Regions from separate parts of the Mus musculus genome. Here regions 2, 3, 4, 5 and 6 are each linked to region 1. Evidence: chromatin loops called from intact Hi-C (ENCODE). Cell type or tissue: left cerebral cortex. All regions are shown on one strand.

The links. Peaks named below come from ENCODE experiments on the same cell type or tissue, not always from the same donor. Only the 100,000 strongest peaks of a DNase experiment are listed, where the experiment ranks them.
Region 2: a loop joins it to region 1, with 2.6 times the contacts of the local background. A loop is called at or near these places in 4 of 42 quality-filtered maps.
Region 3: a loop joins it to region 1, with 7 times the contacts of the local background. A loop is called at or near these places in 2 of 42 quality-filtered maps.
Region 4: a loop joins it to region 1, with 2.7 times the contacts of the local background. A loop is called at or near these places in 7 of 42 quality-filtered maps.
Region 5: a loop joins it to region 1, with 10 times the contacts of the local background. A loop is called at or near these places in 8 of 42 quality-filtered maps.
Region 6: a loop joins it to region 1, with 2.2 times the contacts of the local background. A loop is called at or near these places in 2 of 42 quality-filtered maps.

The regions. Positions count from the first base shown.
Region 1 is chr12:116,483,845-116,487,844 of GRCm38, forward strand. It overlaps Ptprn2 (protein tyrosine phosphatase, receptor type, N polypeptide 2), which reads left to right and starts at 1,876. Exons shown (of 23, transcript NM_011215.2): 1 at 1,876-2,129. The coding sequence starts at 2,021. In left cerebral cortex, no CTCF peak of the experiment used is centred here; DNase peaks (open chromatin) are centred at 1,876, 2,134 and 2,484; H3K4me3 peaks cover 2,292 bases; H3K27ac peaks cover 1,275 bases.
Region 2 is chr12:116,582,318-116,586,317 of GRCm38, forward strand. The region is part of intron 2 of Ptprn2 (protein tyrosine phosphatase, receptor type, N polypeptide 2); the gene reads left to right. Among named protein-coding and RNA genes, the nearest start is that of Ptprn2, 99 kb to the left of the region's middle. In left cerebral cortex, a CTCF peak has its summit at 1,677 (motif pointing right); DNase peaks (open chromatin) are centred at 1,218 and 2,914; H3K27ac peaks cover 2,351 bases.
Region 3 is chr12:116,279,527-116,283,526 of GRCm38, forward strand. Esyt2 (extended synaptotagmin-like protein 2) reads left to right here and starts at 1,696. Exons shown (of 22, transcript NM_028731.5): 1 at 1,696-2,146. The coding sequence starts at 1,817. In left cerebral cortex, CTCF peaks have their summits at 1,074 and 1,745; DNase peaks (open chromatin) are centred at 1,603, 2,447 and 2,676; H3K4me3 peaks cover 3,062 bases; H3K27ac peaks cover 2,014 bases.
Region 4 is chr12:116,593,134-116,597,133 of GRCm38, forward strand. All of the region lies in intron 2 of Ptprn2 (protein tyrosine phosphatase, receptor type, N polypeptide 2), which reads left to right. Among named protein-coding and RNA genes, the nearest start is that of Ptprn2, 110 kb to the left of the region's middle. In left cerebral cortex, a CTCF peak has its summit at 2,280; DNase peaks (open chromatin) are centred at 1,330, 1,599, 1,983, 2,220 and 1 more place; H3K27ac peaks cover 3,471 bases.
Region 5 is chr12:116,618,401-116,622,400 of GRCm38, forward strand. All of the region lies in intron 2 of Ptprn2 (protein tyrosine phosphatase, receptor type, N polypeptide 2), which reads left to right. Among named protein-coding and RNA genes, the nearest start is that of Ptprn2, 130 kb to the left of the region's middle. In left cerebral cortex, a CTCF peak has its summit at 1,754 (motif pointing left); DNase peaks (open chromatin) are centred at 416, 1,045 and 1,729; H3K27ac peaks cover 1,954 bases.
Region 6 is chr12:116,403,462-116,407,461 of GRCm38, forward strand. It overlaps Ncapg2 (non-SMC condensin II complex, subunit G2), which reads left to right and starts at 1,975. Exons shown (of 29, transcript NM_133762.4): 1 at 1,975-2,000; 2 at 2,241-2,416; 3 at 3,737-3,849. The coding sequence starts at 3,772. It overlaps D430020J02Rik (RIKEN cDNA D430020J02 gene), which reads right to left and starts at 1,700. Exons shown (of 2, transcript NR_028421.1): 1 at 1,506-1,700; 2 at 1-1,182. In left cerebral cortex, a CTCF peak has its summit at 1,988; DNase peaks (open chromatin) are centred at 1,077 and 1,787; H3K4me3 peaks cover 1,545 bases; H3K27ac peaks cover 587 bases.

The sequences.
Region 1 (4,000 bases):
AACTCCTCTGGGTCTCCCTGGTGCCTTACTTACTTGCCGATGGTTGTGACAGCTGGTGTGGGCTCTACAAGTCCCTGGGTCACTGCCAGTGTGATCAGATCTGACTTTGTAGAGAGCTGACCCTTCTACATTGGAGCTATAGCGACCCTCACTAAGGGTGGATGGGAGGTTACTTAGCTGTTCCTCTGTACTCGAGAAACTGTGTTAGGGCAAGCTGATAAAGCCTTCTCCTGAAAACTCACCAAACAGCCCTTGATATCTGAATACCACTGTCATGAAGAACCTAGCCTTCTGTGTGTTTTCTTTTCCTGTTGTTCTTGTCCCCAGAGTCATGACATGACTGTTAGGATATCAGAGGACATATCTGCCCACCCAGGCAGTCCCCTGCTACTCCATTCATCCTTACCCCCCCCCACACACACACATATACCCCTGAGCTCATCCATGTTTCGGCATCAGGGATCAAGGATATTCTAGACGAGCTGAGGATGGCACTTGAAGCAGTTCTTGGAGTTTGCAAGAGAATCGGTGTCATTGATGTCTGCTTAAGGGTCTTACACCGTTTGGGGGTGTAGTGTTCTAACTGCTAATGCTACTGAAAATGGTGAACAGAGCCAAAGTGATATGAGGCTTACCATCCTTCTTCCTAACCAGACAGGCATTTTCAGGACCACAGGCAACACCTTTGTAGGGGACCCTGTTGCTGTGAAGTGTTGCGGTGGTCTTCTGGAGTAACGGCTTTTTCTACTAAGGTACATTCTCACTTCCCCAGGTTGGGGGCACAAGGTCTGAAGGAGAGACTGGGATAAAAGATTTGGAAGGCAAAATCAGGATGGGGCCCAACAAAGGCGCGAGAATAGATGTCAGAATCTTCAGGCCCAACACCTAGTTTAGTTAGTTGTAGATAGGCCGGACTGAAAGATAGCTCCGTCACTGCTGCCCCAAGCCCCAGTCAGACCAAATAGAGGCAGTCTTTCTCCAAGGGACCTTGTGGCAAGGGGCATTAAAGGGAGGGATGGAAGGAAGTGAGAGGACTGGCCAGGCAAGGGAGGGCAAACTCAGGATGGTGGTTGGGACTCCTAGCAGTGACACAATGACACGAAATGGAAAGATACTGGCTCTATGGGAGACCTGAGGGAGGAAGTGGGCTGTTCCCTTAAACGCAAGCATGCATACGTTGAGACTGTTACATTCAAAACAAACCCACTCACATATACACACACACCTCCCACAGTCTTCAGATGCCAGGGGTACCACCCCATTGAATCCTGCCTTTGTCTATGGGTCTTTTGGAAAGTGGTCTGAGAATCTGCACTTGGTCCCTCAGCACTGGCCATTCCAGGGATAGACTGGACTGTGAGCATGGAAGGCCCCCAGGTAAACATGTCTAAAATTCGGACTCGACGCCGCATGGGGTACACTCCACGGTCACTCTGACTCCTTTTGTTCTGTTTGAGGACTCCATCTGCAACTCCCACCCCATCAGCCTCCTATTCAGGCCCTGCACAAAGTTGAAGTTTTCCTCTCTTGGCCTACCTTCGAGATGCAGCTTCCAGTGGATCTATGCCTGCAGACCCCAACAGCTGCCACCACTTACTGCGGACAGTTGAGTTTAAACACTGAATAAGAGGGAGTTTGGTGTTTCAGCAGCACAACCACACTTCCAAGTGTCCTTTCTCCACGAACCGATCTGGACACTGCAGGGTGACCCTCGAAGATCCCAAGCAGAAGGGACCACAGCTTGTGGGGATAGAACCCGCTTCTCGGGAGGGGAGCGAGCACCTCCTGCCTATCCCCCGCGAGGTGGGCGTGCCTGAACGTGCATGGCTGACAGAGGGCGTGGTCATGGGCGGGGCCGGCGGCGGGGGTGGGGCCGGTGGCGCTGTCCGGTGCTGAAGCTCGGCCGGCGCCGCCGCAGGAGCGCTGAGAGCGCCGCGAAAGGAGCTGGCGCCGCCTCGCTAAGTCCCTATCGGTCCTTGCTCCCGCGCGGCCATGGACTGAGCGCCAACCGGCTGCGGGGATGGGGCCGCCGCTCCCGCTTTTGCTGCTGCTGCTGCTACCGCCGCCGCTGCCTCGCGCTCTGCCCGCCCCCGCGTCTGCCCGCGGCCGGCAGCTCCCGGGGCGCCTGGGTGAGTGAGGGGCGCGGGGATGGGAGCTGGCGCTGGGTTCTGTGTGCCCGTGCGCAGCCGCAGGGCCCGCGGGCCCGCCGTGCGTCTTCCGGTCCTCGCCAGCTACGTGGGGCGGGTCTCGCCCCCCTCCCCGCCTCAGTTTCCCTCCCCAGTGACCGACCCCACCCCCTTTGGCTATGGGCCCCTGCGTCAAGGACCTGGGACAGCTCAACCATACGGTTGTCCACGCCCCGCGTGTTTGTGCATCCCGGAGTGTCCACGCTTTGCGCGTGCCCCAAGTGTCTATGAGCCCTGCCTGCTCTCGTGTTCCCTACGTGTGTCCGTGCGCTCCGCGTGCTACCTGAAGGGCCAGGACGTGGCTTAGTGAGTGGCTGGGTCCTTCCATGGAGGCTGTCCTCTCCTGCTACCATGCGCTGCGCCTGCCTTTTCCCTCTCACGAGGCAAATCCTCGGTCTGCCGGTGAAGACTGGACCGACATTTTCCTTTCCTGACACGCGGAAGGAAAAGGAAAGGCGACAGGGAGGGAGGGCGGAACTGGTGGCCTTTCTGACATGGCACCTCCCTCCTGCTAATCTTGTCTGTTAAGGAGATTTACCACAAACCCAATGTTTGTAAGAGGCTTTGGGGCCAGAATTACAACACATAATGGACTAGAACAATCAGTATTAGAGGAGAGAGTGTGCACGCCTGTGGATGGTAGGCAGTGAGGGGTGAGCTGCAGCCTTGGCCCGAGCTCCCCTCAGGCTCCACACCTCCTTCCTCCCGCCTCTGGTCTTCAGAGGTGTTTCAACCTTGCAAAACTCAAAGAAAGGGACTGCAGAGAGGAGGGATCTTTGCTCTCCCAGCCCTTTGGCTGGCTTAGGGCTGGTTCCCTAGGCTTTCCTGGCCTCCTGATCTCTCCACACCGAGGGTCTAGTTTAGTTTGCAGGAACTACTTAGGATGGAAAGTAGGCCCTTGCCTACCACATGAGACTCCTTGAACAGGCATTTTTTTCCCCAGTCTACTTCCCCCATGACCAGCTCACAGGCCCCTTATTCCTCACTGAGTGGCTAAATGTGTCCTTTATTCAATAGGGGTGTGTGTGTGTGTGTGTGTGTGTGTGTGTTCTGGATGTGTGTGTGTGTGTGTGTGTGTGTGTGTGTGTGTGAAGCTTTTGCCTTGTTCACCCCAGATGAACCCAGAAGACTAAGATATACATTAATTTTCTCTCTCCTATTCCTTTCTTACTGGCTAGAAACTGGCCTGTTACTTCTTGGGAGAGCTGATTGCCCAGATGGCCAGATGTCACCCTTCACAGGCACAAGGCTGCAAACAGGTCAGGGAGTAGCAGGACACCAGAGGTGGCCCTACCTTATGGCAGAGCACGGGAGGAGATGCTTTCCTAGGTAGTCGATGGCTCATAGCATTTTCTCAAAACCACAAAGAAAGGGGAAGAAGGTTGGGGATGTGAGGCTGGCAAAGGTAACCCAAAGACAGAAATGTTTGGAAGTAAGTCGTCCTGGGCACCTGCCTAACACAGCAGTGTTCTCTTGACAACAACCAAAGTTGAGGCAGGTCATCAATAGGTGTGACCTGCATTGCTGATCCACCCTAAACATGGCAGAAAGTATTGTCTGATGGCTCAGCAAGGAGGGTCAGGTTAATGACTGTTCCCCTGTCCATCTTGGGGTGGGCATGCTGTCACTGACTGTGATATCATGGGTCATAAGCCAGTCTCAGGAGTGTTTGTTTTGTGGGGCAATAATACAGACCTAGCTTTTGTCAGGAATGTTTTGAAGGCAACATCTACAGCTCTCTGTTCCCCCAGGCACTTGGACTTGGCTTCTGCCATATGCACCGATCCCAGAATTCTCTCTCTCCCCTTGGGCTG
Region 2 (4,000 bases), 98 kb after region 1:
GGTGGAATGAGATAATTTATAAAGAATATGAAAAGTTAAACATAGTCAGTTTAAAAAAGAAGTCATATTAAAAAGGAGAACGCAAAGGAAATGGAAAGGGCTAGGATCGCAGCTCAGCATCAGAGACCTGCTTTAGATGTACAAGGGCCTGGGTTTGATTTTTTTCAGTACTTCAAAAACAAACAAACAAACAAACAAACACACCCACGCAAGTACCACAGCAACAAAACAAACATTAGCAGGAATCTGGGGAGCTGGAGGGGGATGTGAAATGGCTCTGTACTGTGGAGAGGCTATGGCAGCACATTAGAAGTTAGGTAAGGGTATGGTTCAGCAATCCTGCTTGTGAGCACATACCCAGAAGAACTGACTTGTGCTCGAGCATTTACCCCAAAGAACTGACAGCAAAGGCTCGGAGAAGTACGTACTCACCTGCGGGCACTACAGACTTTTCCATAATATCCCCAAAATAGAAACAGTCAGAGTTTGTCCCTTGGTGGGTCGAGAAAGGAAACCTGGTCGTGTACACAATAGGCTACCCCTGACACAGAGACACCGTGCTCAGTACAATAAGCCAACTGTAGGAAAAGGCAAATCACAATTGATAATGGTATCAGAATTTCATTTATGAGGTAAATAATTTTGTGGTTGAGGGTTGCCACAGAATGAGGAAGCGTGTTAAAGGGTTTCAGCATTAGGAAGACTGAGAGCCACTGGTCCAGGGACAGCTGTCTCTACTCCTTTTGACATGAGGGAGGGAGGCAGAACATGAAGGGGAAGAGAATACAGAGGAGCAAAGCTGTCCACCTCATGGTGGATGGGAGGCCGAAGGAGACAGGGACACAGTGCACACTTCAAAGCTGCCCCAGGAGCCATTTCCTACCAAGCCCCACATTTTTATTTCTACTGCCTCTCAGTAATACCATAAAACTATGAATTTTATGTACATTGATCAGCCCACTGATCAGGTCAGAGTCCTTGGGATCCAAACATTTCTCAATGATCAACTCTAACCTATGGGACTAGTCTTAAACTAGTCTTAAAAGTGTTTTGGGTGACATTTATGAAAACCACAATATCCCACGATCAAAAGCACTGAAAAAATGTAAACTCTGAAACAGTATTTGGTCATCAGAGGAAAAACTGAAAGTGTTCTGAGTATTTTGCCATCCTGGAGTGGGCTGCAGAAAACGGAGTTTAGATTAGTCACATGGAATTTCTCACAGTGAAGAAAATCTGCTTCAAAAGACTTGGAAGTGGGTTTCCTCCCAGAACTAGTAACTCTGAATGGTGCATGTTTAGAAACTAGATGGTATGTCCGAAAATGGGATTCCAAGAGTGTGAAACAGGTGAAGCAAATTTGTAGAGACTAAAAACCAATGCTTATGTTACATCAATGGTTCAGTAAGGTGTCCCAGGGCTCCGTGAGTCCTGAGCTGTAATCTGACGCCTAAGATCCATTCTGAGAAAATACTCCACGACCCAAAGGAATCTTTCAGCACACATAATCCTTTGCAGTGATGGCTATGTTAATTCTAGACACTCTAGTGGATATATCCTGAATATTGAAATAACAATTTTAAGAAAGGTTTATTGTTTATTTACGTAGGTATGCATGTTTTGCCTGCATGTGTATTTGTGCAATGTATTCATGCAGTGCCCACAGAGACCAGAAGAGGGCAAAGGATTCCCCTAAGACAGGAGTTACAGACAGTTGTGAGCCACTCTGTGAGTGCTGGGAACCAAACTCAAGGGCCTCTGGAAGAGCAGTCACTGCTTTTAAATGCTTTGCCAGATCTCCAGCTCCAGAGAAGGCTTTTATTTATTTTTTAATTTTATAGTTACTTTTCTTGTTGCTGTGCCCAAACAGCCAACAAGAATCAAGTAGGTGAGGAAGGGTTAAAAGTGTGTGGCTCTCCATTTAAAGTACATCATGGCATCATCATTACAGTGAGGAAGTAGGAGCATGAGGTGGCTGGTTCCCATCCCACGGAATGGAGCTGCCTGAAGTCAGGGTAGGTCTTCCTACCTCAGTTAGCCTAATCTAGAAACTCCATCACTGATGTGCCTAGAAGTCCGCTATGTAGGTGATTGTAGATCTGGTTGTTGGCAGTCAGCATTTACGATGCACTTCTGTTCTATAGACGATTCAAGTATTAGGCAGGTGTTAGAAACCAAGCATGGAGAAAGTTAACAGCACTGAGTGCAGCACTCTAAGGGGGACCCAGTTGATATGGTGACCGCTGTGTAGATGGGATGGGGAGGGCTTAAAGGCACATACCAAGCTCCGGATCCTTATCTGGGTAGTCACTGTCACTTTCCTCATATGTTTATGTGTTTCAAATATTTTCTTACAGACTTTTTTTTTTTTTAAAGATGTGGTGCTTCAAATTCCAAGAAAGGGTAATTGTGATAAAAATAATATATTAACAGGTACGTAGATGCAACCCACTCAGTGACCTTCGAGCCTGCTCCTTCTAACCACCTACCAAATACCCAAGTGTTTAACACAAAACAGTTAACAATATGTGGTTCCACTTTATGGGTGCAGAACCAGCGGGCACTTCCCTCTCAAAAGTCAGGGTATGTAAAACAAATATCCTTGTGCTCACTTTGGCAGCACACGTGTTAAAATTCGAATGGTAGAGAGAATTAGCACACCTCCTGTGCTAACATGAAGCATTCCATATTAAAAGAGAGAGAGAGAGAGAGAGAGAGAGAGAGAGAGAGAGAGAGAGAGAGAGAGAGAGAGAGAAGAAAACAGCTGCTGCCTCCTCCCACTGGCCCTATGCCACACAGGTGCTGGAAGTGCCTGGCTGCGAGTGGAGGGCGTTGGAAAATTCCATCTGAAAGGTCACACTGATTGTTGGGCCATGCCTGGCTTTTACTTCATTTGTATTCTGCTCTCAGCAAGCGGGGAGGGCCCTCAGCTGAAGAAGGTATTTACTGCAAAAGGCTGAGTGAGTCATCAAAGGAGTGTGAAGGGAGAGAGGGAACTGGAAAAAGCTATACTGGAGATTAGCACCAAAGAAGCCGTTAGCAGAGGAAGACTGGAAGTCTACCCGACCCTGACAAACAGAGCATGCACTGCACACAGCCCTAGAACCCAATGGGTGAGAGAGGATGGAGTCTATAGAAGAGAATGCCCTGCGCGATGATGCTCTTTGGGGGCTCACTAGCCCTCTTCTGTACTTCAAGTATTTTTAAATTTAATTAATTAATTAATTAATTTTCCTGAATAAGCTATTTGTAATCCAGGACTCACTTAAAAGGGCATGACCTCCCCCTGCCCCGTCTCCCCTCCTGGTGGCTGACAGGATTTCTACCGCAAGTGTACTGCATTTTTCTCTTAAATTCTAATAAAATTGCCCTGCAAGTTTCCTTTTGAGTCCGTTTCTGAATTCTTTTATTAATGAAGCCAAGAATACCCAAAGACACAAGCCATTTCCTTGGTAACAAATGTTTGTGCACTTGGGTAGAAGAAATTATTTCTTTTGTCATTGCTAATGAAAAAACACAGCTCCCACCTTGGAATAAGAGATAGTTTATTCTGGAACGTAATTTAATAATCATGACCTAGGAACACAGGTTTAAGTTACCCCGAATTCGTATATTCCAATGTGAAGACAGTTTTATAGTTTTACAGAACAAAGGCAGTCATAAATTAAGACTAGTTTAAAATACACTGGCGGTTCACATCAGTGAGGCGGTTACAGCAAGATGGGGGTGGGGAGAATGAGTCTAGAAGCCTCAGACACTATCTGAGGACATTCTTAGCTTTTGAGTGGATAGAAGCTAGTGATAACTTTAATAGATTGCAGAGATGTGTGTATTAGTCAAAGCAAGGTAACACATGGAGGTGAGCAAGGACTGGCTGATCATGGGGCTAAAGCTAGCCCATGCGTAATTAGCCCCTGGGCCTGTAAGTTTCAACCCCTTTACATCACTGCAGCTCTGATTAGCCTGTCTTTACAGACACAACTCCTTTCCAGGGATTCTT
Region 3 (4,000 bases), 200 kb before region 1:
ATGGAGTCTCCCCACAGCAATAGCACTCTATGACACTTTGCTTGGTTTATTGCCCTTTGTCGAGCAGACTACTGCTCTCTTTCAAACATGGCATGTCTCTGAAATGCTGTAATACATATTCACACATACTCACGGGAAAATCTTCCACAGGTGACTTTGCATTTATTTATTTATTTGCATTTATTTGTTCATTCAGAACTTACTACATAAACCAAGGCATTTATTTTTTCAAATACATTGGTGAATCAAAAACATCAGGTTGCAGAAAAGTGGGAACTTTGTTTTCTGTAGGTTTCAGATACTGATGACACTGGTAGCTTTGTGTTGGTGCAAGGTAGTGGTGGGTTAATATTTGAATCACAAGGATTGTGGCATAAAATCAGACACAAGAGATGGGCAATGAATGGCTACTAATGGAACAAAGTATGACCCAGGATAACTTGGCTCTGAATCTGCAACATTCCACAATCATAGTCGTGGAATTATCCTCCTGGAAAATTTTCTTAAAAATTATGCCTCTGTGTGTGTGTGTGTGTGTGTGTGTGTGTGTACAGGCGATTGTGAAGACCAGAGGTATTAGATCCCATGGAGCTTTAGATACAGGTGCATGTGAACAGCCAGATGTGGATTTTGGGAATTGACTCAGGAATTGGGTTCTCAGGTGCTGGGCCATCTCTCCAGCTCCTCTTTAGCAAACTTTAAAGCAGATGTCTTTTTTTCTCTTCTCTTCCCTTTCCTTACTTCCCTTTTTTCCTTTTTCTTTTTTGCAAGCTTCACATATGTCCCCTCAGATGTCCCCTAAGAGTTTGGCCTTGACGGGGGTAGGGGGTGGTGGACCCTGGCTGCCTTTTTTTTTTTTTTTTTTTTTTTTAAATCTTCATGACAACTGTGCTTTCCTAAGCTCACTGGGGCCATTTTGTTTGGGAAGTCAGACCTGAAGGAGTACTAGACCCAGAGGCGCCACCACACAGTAAGGCCTCAAGGTAAATTTTACTGCAGCAGGCGCAAAGTTCTCATTCCACAGAGGCAGGCCCAGGAGCCATCCTCTCACCCTAGGAACCTGCAAGTTCAAGTTCTCCGCCAGGGAGCTAGGACAGGCAAGAGGTTGGCTGACGAACGCCGAGCTCTCCGCTAAGCTGGAAAGGACTCAGCCCGCTAGCCTTCCCACTAGTCAGGGCCATTGCTCCCTTCCAACACCCGCGGAAGCCACACCTCCCTCTCCGGCCGTCCCTGCGAGCCAAGTCCGGGTGTGTCCCCCTGGCGCGGCGCCCACCCTCCGAGGGCGCAGACCGAACCGCCCTCACAGGTTAGGGGCGGGGCCTGCCTGGCGTGATGGCTTCGCCTGCAGCCCCTTCTTGGTGTAACGACCGGAGAGTAGCAGCACAGCAACCCCAGCGCAGAGGCGGGTCCGACCGCGCGATGACACCAGGCACAGACCATTCGCCGCCGGGGGATCTTTCCTGAGGGCGCGGACGAGGGAGCGGGATCCGGTTGGCGACTGACACGTCGCCCCGCCCTAGATTCTTTCAGGGTCGGCTGTCTCTGAACAGTGGATCCCAGTGAGGAAGAGTCGGGCGCATGCTGATTGCGTCACCAAACCACGCACTCAGCCCGAGCAAGCCCCTCTCTGGGAGAGGCCTCGGTGGGGGAGGGCCCTGCGCACTGTGATGACGGCAAGTCCCGCCCGTTTGAGGAGTGGAGCGGTGGAGCCCGCGGTCCCCCTCAGTGGGGCGCTGGCGCGCGGGCTAGAGCGACCTGCGGTCCGTGGGAGAGCCGCGCCCGCCTCGGCAGGGAGGAGTGCTCAGCGCGGCTGGAGATGAGTAGCGCGGGGGGCGAGGGGCCGGAGGCCGGTCCTGGCCGGGCTGGGGGCCGCTCCGAGCCCGAGGCCCCGGGCAGCGCTCTGAGTGTGGACTTGCCGGGGCTGCTGGGGCAGCTGGCGCGCAGCTTCGCGCTGCTGCTGCCGGTGTACGCCCTGGGCTACCTGGGGCTGAGCTTCAGTTGGGTGCTGCTGGCGCTCGGGCTGCTCGCCTGGTGCCGCCGGAGCCGCGGCCTCAAGGCCAGCCGCCTGTGCCGCGCGCTGGCGCTGTTGGAGGACGAGGAGCAAGCTGTGCGCCTGGGAGTGCGCGCCTGCGACCTGCCCGCCTGGGTGAGTGTTGCCCCCCCAGACCTGAGCGGAGTCAGGTCCGCACCACCCTTCTCCCCTTCTCAGTGACGGGTGGGGAACTCAAGCCCCAGCCCGAGTGAAGTGTCAGCCACCGCTTGTTCCGAATCTCCGTCCGATCCGGGATCCGCACAACCAGGATCCCGGACCGAGTCAGGTGTGCGACCTTACTGCTGTCTGCCTCTCCTGCTGTAAACTGCTGTCTGCTGTCAGCACTCTGCCCACCTGCTTTCCTCGGGAGTTCTGGCCACTGTGGCCCACCCCGGCTCTGAGCGACGGTCTGCGTCCGAGTCTCACTTGTGTCAGCGCACCGCCTCCCCCACCTAAGTCAGGTGTCCTTATTGCTGTCCCCACCCTCATCCTGGGCGAGGTGTCCTGGTCATTATCTGCTCCGAGAGTGTCCGCTCTCAGTCCTCTTCCTGGCTTTCAGTCCTCCTCGCCCATCGCTAGCAAAGTGCGCAGGTAGTGAATACTTCCTAACTTGGCAGAACTGGTCATTGTTAGTTGCTGGGCCTCTTCCTCCTCTCATGCTGGCAGTGACTACCGCCCAGAAGCACACTTGGTGGGCGATGAGATCTCAGTTGTCCAGAGCGATTCTGTAAACCTTTTGCAAGCATGGCGCTGCAGGCCTGGAACCGTCCAGATTCTCCTTTCTGATTTAAAAAGTAGTGACAGCCAATATGGGGAGAAGTTAATTAAAAAAATCAGGAAGACTCATTCATTTCTTAGTTGTGTCTAACACGATTGAAGTGTTCCTGAAAAGCTTATGTTAGAAGAATTGAAATGTTTGTTTCATTGTTTAAAATACCAGAGGGAAGACTAGGCACTTTGATATGATCATTTAATATCCAGGATCTAACATATATAGAGGGAGATTTTGAAAGTGTTAACAGTAATGATAAGTTATGGTATTGATTATTTTTTCCTAAAATTGCTTTTTACTTATTGAGTATTTGAACCTATTGGAGAAGGCATTATCATCTTTTTCTCTTCACTGTCTTTCTTAGCAAAGAGTTAGTGTCATAGTTTCAGATAGAAGGAAATAGTGCATATTTTAAGATAAATGTTGCACAATGTTAGGCTTGATGTAAATGTCTGTGGAAGTAGGTAGTGGTAAGTTTTGAAAGGTAGAAAGAAGGAATTTAAATGGAGAAAGAACTTGGAGAATGTTCCTCCTTTCCAGCTAGGAAACACCTGTGAAATATGGCATGGACTATGTGGAACAAGTATCAAAAAACAAGAATTAAAGAGGAAGAGTTCCCTAAACCAAGAGGAACATAATAGGTAGCGCTTCGTGATGACAGTTAACAACTGAAGTTAGAACTGTAATGGTGAAGCACTTTTGAAACTTAAAAGACCTGCAGATACATAGTGAATGTATAGGACAGGAGTGTTTTGGAAAATGAAAGTAACTGATATGAGATACCATTTAGCTAGCAGTAAAGGAATATAAAAAAACAGGAAGTTAGAGTAGCTAAGGTGAGAACAAACAAGAAACAGTGGTATACTGTAGAATGCAGTAGTGGTGTCTTGTGTTTCTGCCACACTAAATTAAATGCTGCCAGAAAGCTGGTTAAAAACTAGTAGTTAAATGACCAATAAACAACATAAGTAAGACTGAAGTCTTCAGGAGCAGGGTGGTGCTGACTTCCAAAAATACTTAATTATTGAGCAACTGATATAAACTAGCTTTTAAAACACTGTTTGCAAAGTGCAAATGTTTTCACAAAGGAAATAAAATACAGTTGCTGCCATAATGAGCCAAAATTTTAATGGAATAAAAAGATAATTGGTCAGTTTTCTTGTTTTTATTTTTGTTTCTAATTGTTTTTTGTTTTT
Region 4 (4,000 bases), 110 kb after region 1:
CACCTGTCTCCTATAAGCCAACCACCTCTTTCCCTGACCAGCCTGGAGAGTCAGGATGTAGTCAGGCACTTCTGTCTCTGACAGGCCTGTCTCTGTCTGAGCAGTTAGTATTGGCTGAGGTGAGCAGAGCAGCCTGCCTAGGACTGCTTATTTTCTGCCTTTAGGAAGGCTCTTCTGCAGGGGTAGAGCATCATGTCTGTTCCCAGGCACACAGGCAGAGTGAATGTAGAGGAGATAGGTTGTGGGATTTCAGAGATTTCTGCTAGTCTGTCACCTCTGTGGTGAATCTGGCATCCTGCGTAAGGTGCTTCTTGGTATTCTCTTACTAACAGGAGAGGCAGCAAGGACCAACTTTATAAAAAGAAAGTGTCCACCTATAGTACCCCGGAGCTCTTGACTCTAGCTGCATATGTATCAAAAGATGGCCTAGTCGGCCATCACTGGAAAGAGAGGCCCATTGGACACACAAACTTTATATGCCCCAGAACAGGGGAACGCCAGGGCCAAAAAGGGGGAGTGGGCGGGTAGGGGAGTGGGGGTGGGTGGGTATGGGGGACTTTTGGTATAGCATTGGAAATGTAAATGAGCTAAATACCTAATAAAAAATGGAAAGGAAAAAAAAAAAAGACTGCAGTTAAGACCCAGGATTAAACCTCTAGCGATAAAAAAAAAAAAAAAAAAAAAAAAAGAAAGTGTCCGTCATCAACATTTTCTCCCTCGGGTTTATCATGGACAACTTAAAAAACAAACTATGCAAATATGTCTATGCCCTCATGCAAAGAGAAACTGTCTGCTGTGTGCCCTGGCAGACGTCTTTTGTGCACATGATTGTACGTGATGTCAGGCACCACTTCCTGGTATGTGCTGTTACAGATCTGGGTGCACTCATTGGTCCCTGGGGTGTGCTCCCCAATAGAAACCCGAAGAGCCCAGGTGTGAGACATAAAGAGTATAGTAGCTCTGGTGTGATCACTAGACTGTTTCACTCCCGAATTCCAATTAATCAAACCCAAAAAGGATGGAAATTAATTACTGAGTTAAACCATGTGAGGCTAAGTCTAATTTGGCATATTAACTGGAAAAGCTCTTTAATTCTGTGCCTTGGCATTAATGCCTAGATATGAATTGTGGTAGATTCAGCTCCTTCTAAAACGTCCATGCCTCATCCCACATACTCTGGTGGCGAGGATGGCCTGGGCCACTTGGCTCTGAAGACTGTGTTTCTCCTCTTTCAAGGATGTCTTGTCAGGAGTTTGCTGGGTGGGTGGGTGGGTGGGGAAGTAGAGGGAATGCGACCACGTTCACACCCCCTCTGCTCTTCCTTGTCAGTATTTATAGCTCCGTGCTGAGGAAGCCATGCTGCACAGCGGCATGTTTTATCATTCTCCAGGGTGGCTGGCAGCATCACCATAGAGTGAAGCAGATTGCCCTGCAGAAGCAGGGTTGCACTCTCTGCTGGGTTGCACTCTCTGCTGGGTCGCACTCTCTGCTGCTGCCTGCCAGGCTGTCCAGACCACTGAGAGCACACAGCGTTCACGGAGCACGTACTCACCCCACCTCCCTGCAACTCCAGTGCCACGAGTCTTTGTGAAACTGCATTTCCTTATACATTCTGGGCTGGCAGTTGGTGGGTTGTGAGCAGTGGAGGACAGTACTTCCTGTGTTGGCACTGTTGTGTCACAGTGACCTCACTGGTGACTTTGCGACAAAAATGACAAACACCAGAGAGATGGTGAATTTCATTGTTCTAAAATGGAGGCTCATCCAGGTTCTACATGCAGCCTAAGTCTTAGGAATTCAAGATCTTTCCTAAGCTGGGTATTAGGGACAGAAGTCTGAACACCAGGCCCAGGCGTCTGTGCAATGAGCCCTTGGTTGGTGTCCGATCCCCAAAACTCTTCCGTTGACTGTCTTACCAACACCGTTTCAGACTGTAATGCAGTTTTGTAGGCTCGGTTCCCAGAAACACCACCACATGGTATATGCATTCAACTTGGATTTTCACATTGCAGTTGCTATTTGCAATACAATTCACACTATACAGCTATTTGGATCTCATACCCGGAAGAAGTCAGAGAAATTGTTAGGAGAGGTATGCAATTGATTTTCGTCAACTGGACATGGCTGTAGACATATTTGGGAAGAGAAAATCTCAGTTGTGGAATTAGATGGCCTGTGGGCATGTCTGTGGGAGACTATCTTGACTGCTAATTGATGTAGGAAGGCCAAGTCTATTCTGGGTGGTGTCACCCTTCCTTGGCAGGTAGCCTGTGCTGTATAAAATAGGTGGCTGAGTAAGCTAGGGGGAGCAAGCCAGTAAGTAGTATTCCTTCATGGTTTCTGATCTACATTCCTGCCTTGGCTTTCCCTAGTGATGGGCTGCATCCTGTGAGACATAGAAACTCTTTCCTTGCCCAGCTGTCTTTGGGTGGACTTTTAAACACAGCAACAAAAAGCAAACTCAGGCAGAGTTGGTATCAGAGATGGGATACTGCAAAGAAAAGCATAGCTGTGTTGCTTCATGGGAGGATTGTAGAAGCATTTTGGTCTTTGGTCTGGAAAAACCATTGAGTGCTGAGAGCTTAATGGGGTACTTATAGAAGCTTGTAAGGTAAAATGCTGAGGAAAAAGCAAGCCAGTACATGCATGCGCAACCCCAGCCATCCCCTAGCCATCCTCAGAGTGTGGGATGACAGACAAGCTGCCTTGGGAAGGTTCAGAGAGAGTCTTCAGAGAGAGTCTGAGAGCCTCTCAAAGGCTCTTTCAAGGTGTCCACATGACATTTTGTATTAAGAATCTGAGGAAGTGAAACTCGCGCTTCACAGAGGCAATAGATACTGGTTAGCTGGGGCTGAAGAATCAGCTGTGGTTAGTAAAAGACCAGCATCCGTTAGGTAAAATCTTCTGGGAAGTGTTTCTCCAGGGTCAGCACATAGGACCTGTGATCTGCTATGGGAGATGATAAGGCTGCCCATCAAGCTGGTAGCAGAACTTGGCAAGTATGTGTAAGAGTCTCCCATGTGTATTGGTTTTGAAGGCATGAAGGTGTCATGAGGACCAGGTTGAGGTTTAGCACCGTGTGGCAGAGTTGGGGTTTTGCTGAAGAGGGGCTGGGAGAGAACATCAGATCAGTGAGGGTACAGCCTCAGTAGTAGTAGAAACCCCAGCATTGAAGGGGTCATGGAGAAAAGCTGAAGTTTGGCAAAATGTGGTCGAGTCAAAGTCCTTAAAGAAGCCAGGGGAGGCCACAGGAGATGGTGTAACCTTGGTGGCAGTGGAGACTCCAGAATGTTGGAGATACCAGAATTGTGGGCTGACCACCAAGGATAGCAGCAGGTGTGTAGTAGAGCCACCTTGAACCTACAAAACAAGTTGTGTGTGTGTGTGCTTGCGTGCATGTGCACACATGTGTATGTGTGTCCGTGTGTCTATTTGTGTGCATGTGTGTTGTTGCATGTGTGTGTGAGCGTGTATGGATGTGTATGTGTGTATTTATGTGCACAACGTGCACATGTGTGTGCATGTATTTGTGCCTGTGTATGTGTGTCCGTGTGTGTGAGCATGTACACACATGTGTGTGTATGCATGCATGAATGTGTATGTATATGCGTGTGTGTGTGTGTGTGTGTACGAGTGTGTGTGGTGGATGGCAGAGCCAGAGAAAAGAGACTGCCCAAGCCCTTTGGAGCCCAGAAGGTCATTAGTGAGTTGGGGTGTCTTTGACAAAGGTCAAAGCCAGGGAGTGCCATCCAGTAAGCAATATTCCTTCATGGTTTCTGCCTCAAGCTCCTCTCTTGGCTCCCTCTGAAGTCAGAACCTTCAAGTCAGATAAATCTTTTTCTCCCTGAGCTGTTTGGTCAGTGTTTTATCACAGCGGTGCAAAACCAGCTAGGATGAGGTGAGCCCAGATAAGCCTGCACCCACTCTTCTCTCCACGCTTGACTGCGGCTGTGACGTCAGTAGCTAGAAGCTCCTTCCTCCTTGGCTTCCCTGCCATGAG
Region 5 (4,000 bases), 130 kb after region 1:
CCAGCATTTGGACAGGAACTTTGATGGAAGAAATCCAAATGACTGAGGAGCAGCTAAAATGGCACTTGACTTAATTATAAAATTAGCTGTGTGAGGTCCCTGGACCCACTATATGAGTGGACCTAGGCTTGCCTGTTCCAGCTGCTTCTGGGGACATGGAATCAAGAACGACACACTCGTGGAGGACACATGGTATCCAAGAACGACAGAAGCCAAGAGTTGGGAGGAGGTCTGGGTGTGAGTGATCCTGAGCCTAAATATGATCCAGTGTCCCTAGGTGATGTGTGTGCTGCAGGAACGTCTGACATGTTCTGCATGACTCGCGGTCTTATATGCATGGCCCAGAGACAACCAAAGTTTGTATAAAGCGATTCTAACAGTTAGTTAATCCTCACCACTTACTCCCACTCAGAGTGTGGGACTTTCGAGTTGTTCCAACAGGGCATATTTGAGACCCAGGAACTGTTGTCAAAGAGGTTTTTGGAGCCTGAGCCACTGCTGGACATGTTGTAAGCTCCTTTGGAAGTTTTCTGTTTCAGGACCACATTTTTCGAGCTCAAGAGAGGTTGTATAACTTCCATTCAATTTGATAAAATCAAATTTGTTCCTTCAGTTTAGGGTGAGAGGGGAGATGAGGTAGATGAGACGACTGTCACCATCTTCAGCAGGTCTGACAACGCAATCCATTCTTCTTGTTTGGGGGTTTGGACAGGTTCTTTTGGACAACAAGCAGCTGAGCCTAGCTCTGTGCATCTCCTCTGCTGTGAAAGATTGTGAGCCCACCCTATAGCTCTGGAGTGGAGATGAATCCTAGGGGTGAACCACTGTCCCTTCATATCCCAGAGCCGAATGTCCTCACTATGGAGTTATGGACAGGTGTTTCTATCCCAGTGCTGTGGTAGAAGGAGCGATTCCAGTGTCCCCTCCTCTTCTCTCTCTCTACTCCCACCATCTCCTAAAAATAAATCCTTTTAAAATGACTTTGTCACTGTGCAAATGACAGGTAGAACACTGCATGTTTTACTGGCTGGAACCAGCTCCAGGTGAGTCTGCTTAGCTAAACCGAGGCTGGATTGTTTCTAGAGAGGCCCCGGGGACATTTTCTTTTCTGACTCTGCAGTCCAGGAAACACTGCTGTCCATCCAGGCTAGCTCAATTAGAAAGCTTCCAGCTAGAGCAGGAAATGCTGGAATTTCTTGGAAGACAGAAGGGCATTGCTCCTTGTCTTGGGGAGGCCCAGGCCTAGGGCTGGGTACTTTTTGTATGTAGGACACTTGTGTCATGCAAACAGTTGTAGCTGCAGATACTCAAGGATTTCTTGGCTTTGGGCAGGGAGCAGTGGTTGGTATGGAGTCTGAGAAAGGAAGGGGCTATGGCTGGATAAAGCCCTCCCCAGCCATCTTATGGTTGTCTGAATTGTATTTGGTGAGTTTCTTCCCCTTTGCTCATTCCCAAGCCTTGGCCTTTCTAGCCATCATGGCTCTCATCGCTGTAGCATACGCAGTACCAGAGAGGCACCCACCTGACTCTGGACTTCTTTGCAGTTTGCTAGCTTCTGAGAGGTTGGGTGTCACGTTGCAGAAGACCATTGCAAGTGGATTGTCTTAGTCTCAGAAAGTACTGGACTCTTGCTTCCTTATCAGGTAGATTCTCCCTTGTGGCTAGAGAAGGTTGGTGCTGCTGCAGCACATGGAGACCGAAAACAACTTTCTCTTTGGAATCAGCCAGAGCTGGGTCTTAGGCGCCCTCTGCAGGACAGTTTTGGGGAAACAGGATGAGAAATAACTTCCCTCTTTCTGGTGATGGAAGGGTCCACACTAAATTGTATTTTCTAATTAAAAAGTATCTCATGGTCATTGTAACATTCTATAAAATATATGTATTCCGGATATGGCACACACACTCTCTCTTTCTTCTCCTATTGGAGAAACAATTTTCAAATTACTCCCTAGAGACTGGTACCTAGGCCCTGGGTACCGTGACATCTGTATTTGACTCTGCCCATGTGATGCATCCACAGAGAGTGGCTCTGGAGAAAATGGCCTTGGCCAGGCCACAAGCTATCTGTGCTTGACTTCTTGCTCAGAGGGAAGTAGCCATTCTGACGGGGCCATGTGAGGTCCTTCTGTGATCCCTCTAGAGTTGGTGTATAGCTCGGTGGGGTGCTTCAGGGTAGGTAAGAACTACCTCCCCATTCACCCCCTGCTTTGTGGAAGCCTCCTTCTCTCTAGAAGTGACCCATGGTTGCTGGTCCTGTGGAGATGTCCCTCAGCAGTGGCTGGAGTCTGGGATCTGGGCTTTAGCTTGCCTTTCTGTGAAGTTCTGTGCTATCTGTGAGTGGGAAGGTTAGAGGCATGAAGCTGGGCAGATCTGGGTTTAGGCTTTTCTCAAGATAGGAGCACCTGATAATTCTCACCAAACTTGAGAGAAATGAAACCTAATAAGAAAATGAATACTTTTCTTGACCTATTAAACCAATTTGGTGGCAGTTGGAACTAAGGGTACCTTAGACATGTTGTCTATTGCTGTTACAAACACCATGACCATAGCAACTTGGGAAGGACAATGTTTATTTGGCTTCCATATCACAGTCTATCATCAAGTAAATCAGGGCAGCAAGTCACAGAAGGAACCCAGAGGTAGGAACCGAAGCAGAAGCCATGGACACATAGGCTTGTTCCTAGTGGCTTGTTTAGACAGCTTTCTTACACTGTCCAGGACATCTGCCCATAGGTGACACCACCCCACCCACGGTGAGCTCACTAGTTGCATTATAAATCCATCAAGGGATTGATGCAAACAGTCAAGTTACACAGGATCTCATCCTCTCAGGGAAGTTCCCACCAATGTCTCCAGAGGTGAGGTCCATAAATCTCACAGGCCCTTCTCAGTCCAGTCAGGCTGATCTCCAAGATTCAACATTGATGTCAACGCTTGTACTTCGGAAGACCTGTTCCATAGCTTTTTTTGAGGTTAAACAAACAAACAAACAAACAAACAAAAAACCACCAAAAGTTGACATTTGTCAGCCTTGTGTGGACTAACCTCAGAGACGCTATAAAATACCCGACCTTTGAACATTACAGTAAAACAAGCAGAAGTCACAGTCACAGAGAAAATTGTCAGTGTTTGCACAGGAGGGTGCATTATGCTCAGGTAAGGCTGCCAGCGTGGAAACTGTGGAGATCAGAGACCAGAGGTGGCTCTCCCTCCCGATGTGGTGTAAGGGAATACGTGACAAGCACAGAGAAGAAGTACAGGTATATCCAGGCAAGTAGACCCCAGGTCCTCGGGAGATGTCATCAGCAGATACCTTTTTCTGAGATTACCAGAATCATCCTGGCAGGAAAAATCCCCCCACCCCCAGCCCCCAGAGATGCAGGAAGACCAGCCTGCCTGGCACACAGTGAGGATGGAGGGTGTGGTGCAGGTGAGTCAGCGTGCCACACACTTTGGCTTGTTTGAGATGTTTGGGGCATTACTGCAATAAACCCAAGGCTGTTCTTTATGATGCTAAGAATCCTTGACTTAAAATCTAACCTTCCAACGCAGTCTTAAGTGCCCAATAGATACAGGTAAAGTGTTGTACAGCAAATTTTTAAAACTCCCTATCTACTGATGAATAATTCCCCTCCCTCCCTCAGCCACTGACAGTCACTGTTCTTTTTGCTTCTCTGATTCTCATGGCCTTTGCTAGTCCCTTTAAGTGAGACCTGTGGTTGGCTTATCTCTGGTAGCATGGTGCCTTCCAGGCTCATCCATACAGTCACTTGTAAGAGTTTCATCTTTTAGCCAGGCGTGGTGGCGCATGCCTTTAATCCCAGCACTCGGGAGGCAGAGGCAGGCGGATTTCTGAGTTCGAGGCCAGCCTGGTCTATAAAGTGAGTTCCAGGACAGCCAGGGCTACACAGAGAAACCCCCGACTTGAGGGAAAAAAAAAAGAGTTTCATCTTCTTTAAAGATTCAGTCATATTCTAGTCTGTGGATGTGCCAGCATTAA
Region 6 (4,000 bases), 80 kb before region 1:
AGTTTTATTATAAATCCTCATCTGAGCAATTCCCTCATAATAAGGGGGGCTAGAGGCATAGCACAGCCAGCAAGACCGAGTAATGTTGGGATCAGTACGATTGAGGACCAGGAATGCCCCTTGTATTAGGCTAAATAGGCGATTCTTGGTATCTGGGGGCATGGGAGTGGTTGGAACCCGATCCAAGGAAGGAGTGTGAGCCTTGGTCGGATAGTCTGATGGAGACCCAGGGATGGTAGGCCTGGGAAGCAGTAACGAAGGCTTTTCAACTAGAACAGGGTTAGGTCCTACTGGTTGGGTCGGGGGCTACTGAGGCTCAAACGAACCATGACTGATGACCCAGGCTTTCCACTATAGTCATAAAAAACTAATCCCCACCGCATGCCCCTTATCCATGCCTTGATGTCATATTTTTTTCCTGTGTCTGTAAATTTGATCAGTACTCTGTCTAAATCATCGGGGCGACAGTCAGCCCTTTTATACAGTTCCATTACGGTGTGCTTTCCAGGCCCTGAGTTCTGAAAAGAGAACTCAGCCCTGTCAGGAACATGACCACTAGCCCATTTCCAATCACCATCGTTGGAAGTAACACAATTCCATTGGCCACAATAATAGGAGGCTGACCCTCCGCATAAGGACCACTTGCTGTGCTCTGGGCAGCAGTAGAATCCATAGCTTCTTACTAGATTAGGGGGAGTGCTTCTAGCAGCTGGAATTATCTGTTTGAGGCAGAAGGCTAGGTCTGGCCACCATGTCCCTGGCGGCGCTGTTTTGGAGGTGGTAAACAAGACCTGATCCGAATCAGGACCGAGAACTTGCCAAGTTAGAGTCAGAGGCTGGTGTGGGTTGTGGTTCTTTAGGCCCAGGGTGACTCCTGTGACCCAAGCGAAGCTTAAGAGGATTGTCAGTGGCTGCCACCATCCAGTTGTCTTCATCTTGGCTGGGTGCCTTTTTGACGTGGGAGGCATGGATCCAAGCAGCGATCCCGTCTACTTTTACTGCCGTGGGGGTGGTCAACAGCACCAGATACGGTCCTTTCCACCGGGGCTCAAGCGTGCCAGTGCGATGTCGTCTGACCAAGACTGAGTCTCCAACCTGGAACCCGTGAGGCACTGCTATGGTTCCCGGAGTGTAGGCTTCTCTGATCTGGTTGCAGATCTGTGTTTTAACAACCTCTAGGGCCTTTAGGTGAGCAAAAAGAGCAGAGGGTGAGGATGAGTCAGTGCCAAGATCCAATATCCCACCTGACTCAGTTAAGGGAGGCGGTCCCCCAAAGAGAATCTCATAAGGGGTAAGACCGAAATGTCCAGGAGTGTTTCGGACCCTGAGGAGCGCAAAGGGAAGGAGAGTCACCCAGTCCTTTCCGCCGGTCTCCATGACTAATTTAGTAAGGGTCTCTTTTAAAGTCCTACTCATTCTTTCTACCTGTCCTGAGCTCTGGGGCCTATAAGCACACTTAGAAACTTCCAATTAGTCCCCAATTGTGTGGCCAATTCCTGACTTACCTGGGCAACAAATGCGGGCCCATTGTCTGAGCCGATTACCTTAGGGATCCCGAACCGAGGCAGGATTTCTTCAAGAATCTTCTTGGTTACCACTTGAGCAGTCTCGGACTTGCTCTCCCTCCTCCGTCTGATATCAGCGTGACGTCTCACCGAGCAGCTGGCAAGGAACACAGAAGCAACAGCAGCGCTCCCAAGGAAGGTGGGTGTGTGTGGGCGGAGGGCGGGAAACACAGCCAGCAGCTCTGCGCCTGCGCATCCCGTGAGCGCGCTAAAGAGACTCCCGCCAGAGGCTCTGAGTCACGCCCAGGAGGCGGTGCTTGGGCCTTGGGGGCGGAGCCTGGCTGCAGAGCTGTGGGGGATATGGGCGTGGCCGGGACGGCGTCAGATCTCGTGAGAGCGGCGACTGGTGACGGGGTGGAGGGCGGGAGCGTCCGGGGTATACGCGGGTGTGTTTGAATCTGGTCCGAGCGCGGGAAACTATGGGTCTGTGGTGAGGTGAGCGCCGCGCGGTGAGTTGGGTGGGAGGTGAGTAGGACTCGGCGGCCGGCGACCGCGGCTGGGCGGCGGACACCGTCGCGGGTCTCACGTCCGCGGCCGCCATCGGTTTCGAGCGCTTGTGGAGCGGGAGGTGCTGCGGGAGGGCAGAGCGGGATCCCCCGGCTGACTGGGAAGGATCCCAGACCGAGAAGCGGGGCTCGCCAGGGAGGATCTCAGCCTGGAACCCGGGTTCACTAGGTAGGACCTCAGACTAGGACGACCCCGGGAGAGGGCCCGAGTGTGACTGGCGAGGACTCCGGAAAATGACCTGCGCACAGTAGGGAGGCTCTCAGGCAAGGACCTGATGCAGACTACGGAGGACCGGGGACGCAGACCTGAGTCTGACTAGAGAAGACCCCTGAGAAGGAGCCTGGGTGAGTAGGTAGTACCAAAGACCTGCACCCGGGTTGACTAGCGAGAACCCCAGCCCTGACCAGAGAATGACATGGAAGATCCTGGCACGGGGCTGGGGAGCTGACTAGGGAGGACAGCAGTGTTGACACTTAACTGGGGCCTGACGTGGTGGTGAAGACGCTGGATTTATTCTTGCACTGACATAAGGGAGGAACCCGAACCTATACCTAGGACTGATCTAGGGAGCAACTTAGTTATGAACTAAGGAAAGAGAAAAATCAAGATACGGAGTCACGGTTTGTAAGTAGCATATGTAGACATTATATGGCATACTAAGTTGCCAAAGACATGTACTTAAGTAAACAAAGTGACCATAATTAGTAAAGTGGTGATACTGGCAACCCACCTTTCCCTCTCCATTTTATTCATCACAAAAAAGTTATGGTTCACAATTCAGCCATTTGAATCGGGGAATGAAGTGGCTATATTTAAAATTTACTAATATGAGGAGTTGTCAAATTGAGGTTATTTTCTACTTTTATTCAATTTAGAATAGGAATGCATATTTATTGTGATTCACACTCTATAATTAATGCCAATAATTCTCCATATTGCTGTATTTCTAAAGGTATGAGAGATTTTCAAATTTATTCTTAAGATGAGAAGACCTGTTGCAAATATCATTTGTTGTAACTGTATTGTTAGGTTTTTGTTTTGAGTATGTCATCGTAGCACCAGGTGTAAAGGTAAAATAGGATGGCATTTTACCTGGGAGATCACATGTAGGAAGAAGAATGAGCAAGGTCCCCAGAGCTCTCATTATCCTGTAGGTGTGCAGAGGAGGGGAGGGTGCTGGAGTGGGGCACAGATGCACTGCCTAACAAGCTCCCAGGTGACCTCAGGGCTGTTTTTGTGGTTTTACTTCCAAGTCTCTCTCTTGAAAAACAAGAGAGAATTGTTGGGTGGGATCTTCTTGGAGGAATGGGACTTTAGAAGTGGAGTCTGCAGAATTCAGATGTGGAGATGAGCCTGACCCTATTGCATAAGTCAGGTCTTTCTTCCCAAGCCAGCATCTAAAAGGCTAAACGTAAGAGAAAGTAAGATTCCTGAGGCAGTTTTAATTTCTTGTTGCTTTCATTGTAGTTACATTGATAATTGGTGATCACATAGATGTTTTGTTTATAACATCATCAGATTTTTTTTCAGATTATTGCAGTTTTGTATCATAGTGTTATAAACTGTCTTCTGTAGTGGTATAAAGTTTCTTGAATGTTTGTATTAAATTAAAACTTACGGGACATTTTGCACATTTACGTTTTGGTCTGATTGTATCTTACTAGGGTTGTAAGGCTCCCTTAGAACAGTCACATCCGTCATGGAAAAACGTGAGGCGTTCATCCAAGCAGTATCTAAGGAGTTGGTTGAAGAGTTTCTGCAGTTTCTTCAACTTGATGTAAGTTATGTGTTTTACTTTTATTGTAGTTTGACCCTGGATGTTCTAAAATCGTGTCACCGAGTAAAATACAGTTCTCTCAATGAATGTTTATTTTTAAAAAGCTAGGTAAATTCTTTAGAATGAAATGGGGCTGAGTTAAAAAGTAGAA